Linked DNA regions of Homo sapiens: region 1 is linked to region 2. A link is an interaction called in ENCODE POLR2A ChIA-PET data of the cell type or tissue named here. Cell type or tissue: OCI-LY7. All regions are shown on one strand. Region 1 overlaps CDYL (chromodomain Y like). Region 2 overlaps CDYL (chromodomain Y like).

Region 1 (5,000 bases), 130 kb after region 2:
GATATAGTGAATACCCATCTCCTCCAGTGATATGGACCTGATGTAATTGGCTCTCAGTCTAGGATCATAAATGGCATCTGCCAAGGCATCCTTAATAGGAAATATTAAGAAAACATTTTAAAGCTTATCTCCAAAGTGTTTGTTACTGCAGGTTATTTTCTGGACGATGTATTTGCTCTTCCGAGCAAGTGGATTTGATGCTCAATTCTTCCATTCACTGCGCCCCTCCCTGCCCTGGCTTTTGGGAAGATAACATTTCACAATCAGGTTTATTTATGATAACATCTGGTCTGTCCTCCCTACTTTATTATTTAAGACTTGTTTGTGCTTAAAAAGAACTTTTTTTAATGGGAACACACTAGGTTCTCAAATATACTTTCAGCCCAGTTACCTCAGTCATAGTCATCTCTCATTTCTGTCTGCAGTTTAAGTTCTTATTTATGTCTGTGCAGTAAGGAGAGGGAGCGTGTTGCCAGGAGAAAAGCTGTAAACGGCTTTGGGCCTCATCGTACAGCTACAGGTTGTACTTAGGACCCGTGTTAGCCACTTAGACTACAGCTGTGCACTGTGTCCCCCTCATCCCCACCCCGACCTCCAGCTGAGAAATAATTATCACAGAGTCCATGCACTGAAATGGAGGTGTTTAATCACAAGAACACCTCCGCAGTGCCTGTGTGATCGGCCGTCCCTATGTGAGCTGCTGATCTCAGAGACAGCATTAGGATGGCGACCACTGCCCCAGACGGCCCAGTGCTCTACCCCTAGCGTGATCTGAACTGCTGAAGTCAGAGAAGTCCACGTTGGATAAACAAAGCCAGCCCAGTAGTAACCTGGCTGTCACAGTGACCGTGTGTCCGTCTTACTGAACCTGGGTTTACGTGACTAGGATGCTGACACAAGTGAGTTTGCGCATGGCTTGCTGTTCTCTTCAACCCTCTCCAGCCTGAATAGGAATGTTAAACCCACTCAGGAATTCTCGTTGGTCTAAAGGACTGTGTTCATTGGTCTTTGACACTCCGTCAACCAACTTAGCGGGGTTGACCTGAGCCTTCGGACACGATGTGCCTGTGGGTGCCTGCCTCTCCTCCCACGAGACAGACCTGAACTGTCTCCTCAGCTGCTCAGCTGATTGTGAGAAATGTATTCTGTGACAAAGGCAGGCCACATTTCAGCGTCTTTTCTGAAGTGGCATGCTTAATTCCGCAGGGGCAGTGGGGGGATATTTAGAAGCAGTCGGTGGGAGAGGATGAACTGCTGAGTTTGAAGTAGTGAAAGGGGAAATCAGTCATAAAATTCATGTTTGAGAATTACACCAGTGAAGCCGTTGACTGCCTGGGTCAGAGCCGAAGGGCCATGTTTAGTGGCTGGGAGCCACTCGCCCCCAGCACTGGCTTTCTGCATGCTGCACGCCTCTTATGTCAAGTCTTTGCCTCCATTTTTGTAGGACCTCTTCTTTTTCATTTTTTTTAGTTTTATTTGTTCCCCTTTTTATTTTATTTATTTTTCATTTGTTTAAATGTATGGGGTACAAGTGCACATTTGTAACATGCATAGATTGCATAGGGATCAAGTCAGGGCTTTTAGGGGATCCCTCACCCACATAAACATACATTTCACCAATTGAGTAATTTCTTACATAGGACCTTTCTACTGTCAACAGTAATTGTGGGAATTGTTTCTACAGTGATTTAAGCCTTGAAAGAAGTAACTTCCTCCTAGTAAAATTGTAAAATCAAATGGTAAGATGACGTGGTCTCTAAGGAGGAGTGTCTACAGCTTTAATTACTACACTGCTAATGGTGAGAGGGTTGTACATTTTATCTGGTAAGAGAAAGTCTGCCTCTCCCATGGGCGGATGATATGACTTTTATTGAATGGAAAACCGGATGGAGATTATTTTTCATCTTGCTAATGTAGTTTTAAATTATGTATTCCATGTTCACATTGTAATTGTAGCATTTTCTTGCATGACACTTTCAGCAAAGTTTGGTAGCTGTTTCCCATGCTTGGCATTACCTCTAAAGGTGAAGTAACATAAGAATTGTATAGGAATACCATGAGAGCATAACGTGAGCATTATCAGCTAGGTGAGTGCGGAAGATCACACTGTTTAATTGCTGGATTGCCAGCTTCTGACCCTTCTCTGGGAGTGCGGCTGCCTCTGTACCTGCTTCATGACAGTACAAGCGTGAAGGCCACAGGAGAAAAAGAACAGGACCACACAGCCCAGACCAGCCTTGGAAGGCATGACATTGCGTACAGAGTGTATCGGTTGCTTCTGATTTCCGTGATTTGAACCACTCTTTTATTATGGACTTCAAAGGGAAAGTAAGCATAAGTTTAACTTCTGTGCTTTGGTTTTTCAGATAAACCTTATCTGATGGGACAAAAATTCTAAAACTATGGCAGCTATCAAAATTGTCACAGCTTTATAACAGCAAACCAAGAGGAAGAGTGGTGTAAAAATAGACTCAGTCTGAGTTTTGGTTTGGTTTCGTTTTATCTGGGGGAGAAGGAGGTTGCCCTAGTAAAATTTCTACTTGCAAAGTCTTCCACGTGCCATTTTTTCTGTTAATATGTTCTCAGTGAGTGGTCTAAACTAAATGTATTGTGTTCTATTAATCACTGTTTACAGAAATTTGCCATTTAGGAATGTATATTGTGCAGTCTAATGTGTGCATTTCCCAGTTTTCACAAGGGGTTTTCTCATGTGCATGTAATAAGCAGTTCCACACTGGGTTTTCTTGATTATAGAGTCTGTGTAACGCTGTGACAGCCTGGGGTGGCACCTCGCCACAATCTTCAGAGTTGCACATTACTGTGTAACATTAGAAACTGCTGCTACTCTGAGCTCAAGTGAGTCAGGGGTGCACCCCAAGAGCTGGATCACTGTAGGGCCAGTGGGTTACCAGGTTGTCCTCCTACAGAAAGGGGAGATGGGGGGAAAACAGACCACCCTGCTGCAGTTTTAGCCTGCATTTCCATGAGTTATGGAAGGATTGGAAGAAAAGCTGACTGTCAGAGTTTTGCTCTAATACAGCTTTTTTGTGGGTTTTTGTGTGTTTTCTTTTTTTCTGAGACAGGGTCCGGCTCCGTCTCATCCAGGCTGGAGTACAGTGGCTGGTGCCATCTCAGCTCACTGCCGTCTCCCCCTCCCAGGCTCAGGTGATCCACCTCAGCTTTCCAAGTAGCCGGGACTGCAGGCGTGCACCACCACGCCTCACTAATTTTTGTATTTTTTGTAGGGATGGGGTTTCACCATCTCTACAAAAGATGGGGTTTTGCCCAGGCTAGTCTTGAACTCCTGAGCTCAAGCAATCTTCCAGCATCAGCCTCCCAAAGTGCCTGTAATAGGCATGAGCCACCATGTCCAGCCTCTAATACGGTTTTTAAGTATTCTCGGATGCTCAAAACTGATCGCAAAACCGGATTTCAAAATTACTATATAGTTTTTGTTACTGTATTTATAAAACTTAGCACATTGTGGCTTTTAGGTTGCTGTTATGGTGAGGTCAGCTTCCTGTCTTGGATTTTGAGTAGCTTTTGCCCTCCTCTAGAACATGGTGTGTTCAGTTAGATGCTCTCCCTTGATCCTTTGCTCTTCAGCATGTCCTAAACGTCTCTGTTAGACAGAACCATCAGTTCCACAGTTTGGCCCCCCTTGAGCTCCGTGTTCTCTACCACCCCACTTGGTGCCCATAAGGAAAGAGACACATAAAAGCCCCTCCTTGCTGTCAGGGGGCTCATGGGCTGTCATTCCTCAATGTACTTGGTGTGGACCCCTGAAATGCCAAACACATGGAAAATTCTAGCACCCTAGTTAGAGGAACACTGCATGACAAGTTCTTGTTTCTCCTGGCAGCTTTGTAAGTACCCAGGCATTCCCTTGCAGAGATGGGTGTGGTCCCTCAGTGATTGTCCTGGGAGCCATTCAGAACCATAGCTATGGGTGATCCTTGGCAGCACCTGGTTAACCTGATGGGAAAGGGTCCGGAACCGGGCAGGCCATCCAGGCCGTGTAGATGATCAGAGGGTGCGAGCACAGGATTTAGGCATTGGTGTTTCATAGATGGATAGGTGGTATGTCCTTGGGCCCTAGTTTGAGAAACACTGATCTGGGCTGAAGCTGGAGGTTTGTTTTAGAAATTTGCTTAAGGAAGTATCTAATTTCACTGTAGTTTGCTCAGCCTTTAGCTTTGCAGATTAAGCTAGCTACTTATTGAAAATACCTCCTCAGAACCCTCTCCTCCTGCCCCCCACAGGCAACCTATATCCTTGGCTCTCCAAGCTTCCAGGGTCTGTTTTTTAAGCATAAATGCTTCTACTTTTAAATAGTACTTACAAGATCATACGTCACCTCTGAGCTTACGTCTCTCTTTCCCCATTTTCTCCCCTCCATCCTGCAGAAATGGAACTTTAAATTCTGATCCAGGAGAACCAGTAGCCCACAGGCAGTCCTTTGACCTCCTGACCTGCTATGCATCCTCTGCCCTGCAGCTTCTCACATCCCCAGGTGGAAATGCTGTGCCCCTTCATCCATACCGTGGCACTTCCTCACTGGAGGTCACCTCTCCTGTGCATGGTCACATTCTGCCTGTCTGTTGAGAGGCTCCGTTCTTCGCTGCGTTCTGCTTACCTGGTTAAGCCACAAAAGGTTCTATGCTTAGACTAGACGTGGGATTTAAAAGTTTCCATGTTCGTGTACAGGAGTGTACAAAATATGCATGAGCAAGTGGTCACAGTCATAGACACACCGTGCCTTGGGGGGCCCCAGGTCATAAGATGGTGTTCTCTGTATTTCACCTGACGCCTTTGGTTTTGTTGCTCTGTGAGAATGAGGGCAGTCTTTTAAAGGAACTCATCCAGAAAGAAAGGAGAAGCAAGTGTGTTGGAGAGAAGATACATTTATCATGTCATTACTAAGCCCTGTATTAAACTTATTGTAAACACTAGGGTAATTACTGACTCCCTCCATGTGAGGAATCAGGGAAGGGCTGCTG
Region 2 (5,000 bases):
GATGATGATTGTATGGTAACTGGCTTAAAATGCCTCCCTGAAACCTGGTTTTGTTTCTAAAGGTATAGAGTTGTATTGTTTTCATAAAGGCAGTATTATCTGTAGGGCAGAAGTGATACGCAATTGTAAATGAACGCGATAGTCTGACAAGGCTGGGAAAGACACTAAGATGATGTTTTGTGGCCAAGTCAAGGGTTGTTAGTTGCCTTGTTTTGTCCAGTTCTGCCTAAACTGAAATAGAAGTTTTCTGTTTGGCCTCAGGCTCCACAAATCTAGAGGGATATATTGACAGGAGGAAATGTGAAGTCTTGCTTCTTTGAACTCACATGGTCTGGTAGGAGGACAGGTCTGCAGTAACTGGGAACTTGGGTGAGTTACCCAACTGCTGAGCCTTGGTTTTCTCGCCTAAAAGAAATGTCTCCAATACTTAGCATGGAACCTGGTATGTAGTAATAGGTCTTTAGTAAATGTTTAAATGGCTATTGAAACTAGGCTTTGTGAACAAAAAATAAAGGAACAGATCCTGGAAAAGATGGGTAGAGCATGAACCTTGCAAAATTTGAAGAGTTACTATTAGTTGAAGGATGGAATAGATTTACTCCCTACTTTTCCAGCTGCTAGGATTGAGGAAAAACGGATTTTTGATGCGGCGTAGGTTAGAACTTCATAGTTTTCACAAAAAGACAAGCGTCCTTTACATCACGCTTCTAATGTAAAGGGCCAGATAATACATATTTTAGACTTGTGGGTTATATTATGGTCTTTGTTGCAACCACTCAGCTCACCTCATGTAGTGCAAAAGCAGTCGTAGACTCCTATATGAATGTGCGCTGTGTCTCAAACTGCTTATGGATAGTAAAATTCACTTAGTATATTTCATATCATTTTATGTGTCATGAAATACACATTTGTGTTTTTTTTCCAATCACTTACAAATGTAAAAATGATTCCTAACTTGTAGGTTCCACAAAAATAGGCAGTGGGCTGGCTTTGCCCTGTAGGTTGTTGTTTGTTAAGCCCTGCTGTAGGTGATCAACTGTCATAGTCTGTTTAGGAATCTGGGTTTACTCAAGGGTTGGGGATGTATGGAAGTTAGACGGTATTTCTAACTTTCATCCCAGCTCTAGACTTAGAGCTGGAAGATCTGGGTGGTAATCCTCCCTCCTTTCCTCCTTCCTTTCCTTTCTTTCTTTCTCTTTTTTTTTTTCAAGAGTCTTGCTCTATCTCCCAGGCTGATGTGCAGTGGCTTCATGTTGTCAGCTCACTACAACCTCTGCCTCCCGGGTTCAAAGCTATTCTCATGCCTCAGCCTCCTGAGTGGCTGGGATTACAGACGTGCACCACCCCCGCCTACGCCCCCCCCCCCCCGCCCCCGCCCCCGCCCCGGCTAATGTTTTGTATTTTTAGTAGAGACAGGGTTTCACCTTGTGGGCCAGGCTGGTCTCAAACTCCTGGTCTCAAGTGATCCGCCCACCTTGGCCTCCCAAAGTGCTGGGATTACAGGCATGAGTCACTGCACCCGGCCTTCCCTTGTTCTTAGAAGCTTGTTAAGTAACTCATCTTGTACTTGTCTTAACTATCCTAAACTTTCTCATCAGTAAAATAGGAGGATGATAACCAAATAATTGAGGCTTAAATGGCATTAGCGTGTAAAAGCAATTCTACAAAACGTTTTCCATTTTTAAAGAGGAAAAAAAACCCATCCAACTCTCAAACCATGAAACCAAACCTGTTTTCCCTTCCTCAAGATTTAGGATTTGAAAGTATTCTATAAACTGATTATATCACCAGAGAAAGCTGTGAGGTCAAGAGGACCTTAATTTATTTAGCAGTCAAGTAACCACCATGAGACTTTGTTCACGTGGGACTGAATAAGGAACGTATGCTGTAGTAAAATGGAATAAGTATTCTCTTTATTTGTATGTCTTAATAATTCCTTTTTTCCTCAGTAGATGTGGAGTTATTCCCTTGAGAACTCCTGTAATAGTTAATTCAAATTTCAGTAAGCTCTCAATGATTAGTCTTGACCTTCTGAGAGAATATTTATGTTTTCATTTTCAAAAATGGAAGTAAGCTTTTAAGAATGAAATCGTATCTGGTGTGTAAAAAATTGTTTTAAAGTTGATTAGTTTGACAGGATGATCAGGATTTGCAGGGGAAGGTAGGTCTTTTGAATCTTTCTTCCTACTTTGCGATAAGATTCCTGCTCTCTCCTGTGCACCACAAGGCTTTTACTTACATTGACCAAAAGCAGTTGTGAATAAAGTCTCAATCTGTAGTTCAAATGGAAGTCACAGAGACCAGGACACCTTTCATGGATGTTGGCCAAGCTAGGTCAGCGTATGTTGTATATGGTGTAGCTGTCTGAAAAGATTGGAATCACCAAAATTAGTAAAGAAAAAGAGTTCATTTGACTTCAGGAGTTGATAGTGAGGCAGTGAGGTCAAACATGCATGTGTGTTTTGACAATAATAGCCTATCTTAAATGCTCTTTTTCCTGTGAGTTGCTGAGAATATTATTTATTCATTTGCCCCAGCAGCAGTGTGGAGACCTCTCATGTGCTCTTCCTTTGAACTACTTTCAATTCCTGTGTACCAGAATAGCGTTTTTTTCATTCTTGCTGTGATATCTAAGAATCATAGACTGTTCCCTCGTGCTCTATAATGATTTTAACCACGGAGAATATTTTCATGGTATGTAGGCAACACTTTCTTCGCATTGTTCTGGTTCACAGTTTTGGATAACTGTGATTCACAAAGCCAGGCCTCAAATGAATTCTTTTGTAAATAAGGAGTGATAGTTTTTATATTGTGAGCACTCCTAGGTGGAACAGGACCAGCCTGGGGTCTTTTTTCAATTCAGATTCTTGAACCCAAACCACGAGATTATAATTTTCAATGTTTGGATGGAGACAGGAATCTTATGTTCCGAGAAGCTTCTTTTTGGAATGCAGGTGGATTTAGGAGCCTCTGGATACGCCCTTCTGTGTTTCAGACCCTTAGGCTCTGCGTGGAGGTGGGTGGGGGTGGGTTGGGGATCTGCCTGGCGGAAGAGGAGCTCTCGGTGGACCAGACTGGTTCTTTCTGCAGGCTCCTTGACCACTGCTGGTTGTTAACTGAGTAATTCCAGGAAGGGAATATTAAAAACATCAGGTAGTTAGCTAAGGGCGTTGTAATTTCTGTTTTCTGTCTTTATTGCCTGGCATGTTTGTCCACCAGAATGTAAGTGCTTTAAAGCTCAGATTCATTTTCTGGTCATTATTTTCCACAGCTCAAAATACTGCAATCGTTGCATAATTGTTGAGTTACTTTAATGGAAGAGTGAATTACAGGAATGAATCTCCATTCCTGACTCCTTACTTACCTCGAGGTTCCTCCTCCCCTAAGCATTATGCCTCTTGCTGTTCTTTTTACTCTTAGTTCCTCATCTGCTTACATGGTTTCAACTCTAGAATGGAGAATTTCACTGTTTCCCACACAAACTTAATTCTCTTCAGCCTTTTAAGCTGGGCAAGGTTTTGGGGTTCACGTTCTCTAGGAAGTCTGGGGAGGGCCTATTATGAGTCTAGATATGACTTTAAATCCAATTATAACCTCAAATAGAATTTTATGAAAATTTAAACAAGTACATATGAGCATATTTCAGAGGGAGAGAATCAAGAGCTTTCATCTGATTCTCAGAGGGATATAGGACCCAAAGCAAGTATTAAAAACTGCATCGAGACCTTTGAACTAAGACTTATCTGTGGCTGCCCTCCACGGACCACTTTGACATTATTTTTGTTGAACTGTCCTCTGCCACAAATTACAGTAAAACCATATTAAAACCTCACTGATTGGGTTTAGAAGTTGTATGCTATTTCTAGTCTTTAAGTGGCTAATTTTGCAGCTATGCATACATGATGTCTAAAGATAGTCAGTATTTAATGGCACTTCTGACAATGTAAAGATTTTACATTCCTTGAACCCTGGTGCATTCCTGAACTCACATGCTACTGCTTTCTTATTGCCCATGAAAAAATCCCTCATCAAATAGAACATTATTATTTTATACAACCTTTCTTTAGATTCACCTCTGACTTCATAGTTTCTTCAATCAGATCGTCCATCTTCTATCTCAGAACTTCCTTCTGGGATTTTTTTTTTTCTTAAGTGTATCCTTTAGAGATTTCTTTAGTGAGGGACTATGGATGGAAAAGTTTCTAGGTTTTTTTTTTTTAATTATTATTATCTGGACATGTCTTTATTTTGCCATCATTTTTTGAAAGAGAATAGTATTTCAAATAAAACCAGTTAATTGGTTAATTTCTTTCAGCTCCTTCTGAAGATGGTGCTCCATTGTCTTCTGCCTTGCCTTTGCACTATTCTTGAGACTTTTTTTTTTTTTTTTGAGGTGGCGTTTCACTCTTGTCGCCCAGGCTGGAGTGCAGTGGCATGATCTTGGCTTACTGTAGCCTCTGCCTCACTGGTTCAAGTGATTCTCCTGCCTCAGCCTTTCAAGTAGCTGGGATTATGGGCATGCACCACCATGCCTGGCTATTTTTTGTATTTTTAGTAGAGATGGGGTTTCACCATGTTGGTCAGGCTAGTCTCGAACTCCTGACATCAAGTGATCCACCCGCCTCAGCCTCCCAGAGTGCTTGGATTACAGGTGTGAGCCACACTGCACCTGGCCAAGACTGTTGTCAGCATAGGTGCAGTCACTTTATAGGAGATCTGTCTTCTGTCTCTGGTTGTTCTTGAGATCATCTCTTTGACTTTGGTTTCCTCTTGTTTAATACGACAATGTATTTTGTGTGATTTTTTATTAGTTAGGTGGGTATATGTTGTGCTGCTTTTTGGATTTGTGCCTCATCAGCTCGAAAATGGATTTGGCCAGTTTGTCTTCAAATACTCCTTCTCTGTACTCGTCAGGAATTCCAAGTAGACATCTATCAGATCATTTCATTCTCTCTTCTTTGTCTTTTACCTTTTCATTTCCATCTCCTTGTTTGTGTTTT

What was found. ChIA-PET counts read pairs that join two places held together with the same protein. Peaks named below come from ENCODE experiments on the same cell type or tissue, not always from the same donor. Only the 100,000 strongest peaks of a DNase experiment are listed, where the experiment ranks them.
Region 1: POLR2A ChIA-PET joins it to region 2 with 11 read pairs; 1 of 35 experiments calls an interaction of 5 or more read pairs at or near these places.

Annotation. Positions count from the first base shown.
Region 1 is chr6:4,904,297-4,909,296 of GRCh38, forward strand. All of the region lies in intron 2 of CDYL (chromodomain Y like), which reads left to right. LOC105374897 (a long non-coding RNA gene) reads left to right here. Exons shown (of 2, transcript XR_926412.3): 1 at 1-2,328; 2 at 4,407-5,000. Among named protein-coding and RNA genes, the nearest start is that of LYRM4-AS1, 97 kb to the right of the region's middle. RefSeq lists an enhancer at 2,384-2,443 and a silencer at 2,814-2,863. In OCI-LY7, no CTCF peak of the experiment used is centred here; no DNase peak of the experiment used is centred here; H3K4me3 peaks cover 942 bases.
Region 2 is chr6:4,779,044-4,784,043 of GRCh38, forward strand. All of the region lies in intron 1 of CDYL (chromodomain Y like), which reads left to right. Among named protein-coding and RNA genes, the nearest start is that of CDYL, 5.1 kb to the left of the region's middle. In OCI-LY7, no CTCF peak of the experiment used is centred here; a DNase peak (open chromatin) is centred at 2,568; H3K4me3 peaks cover 922 bases.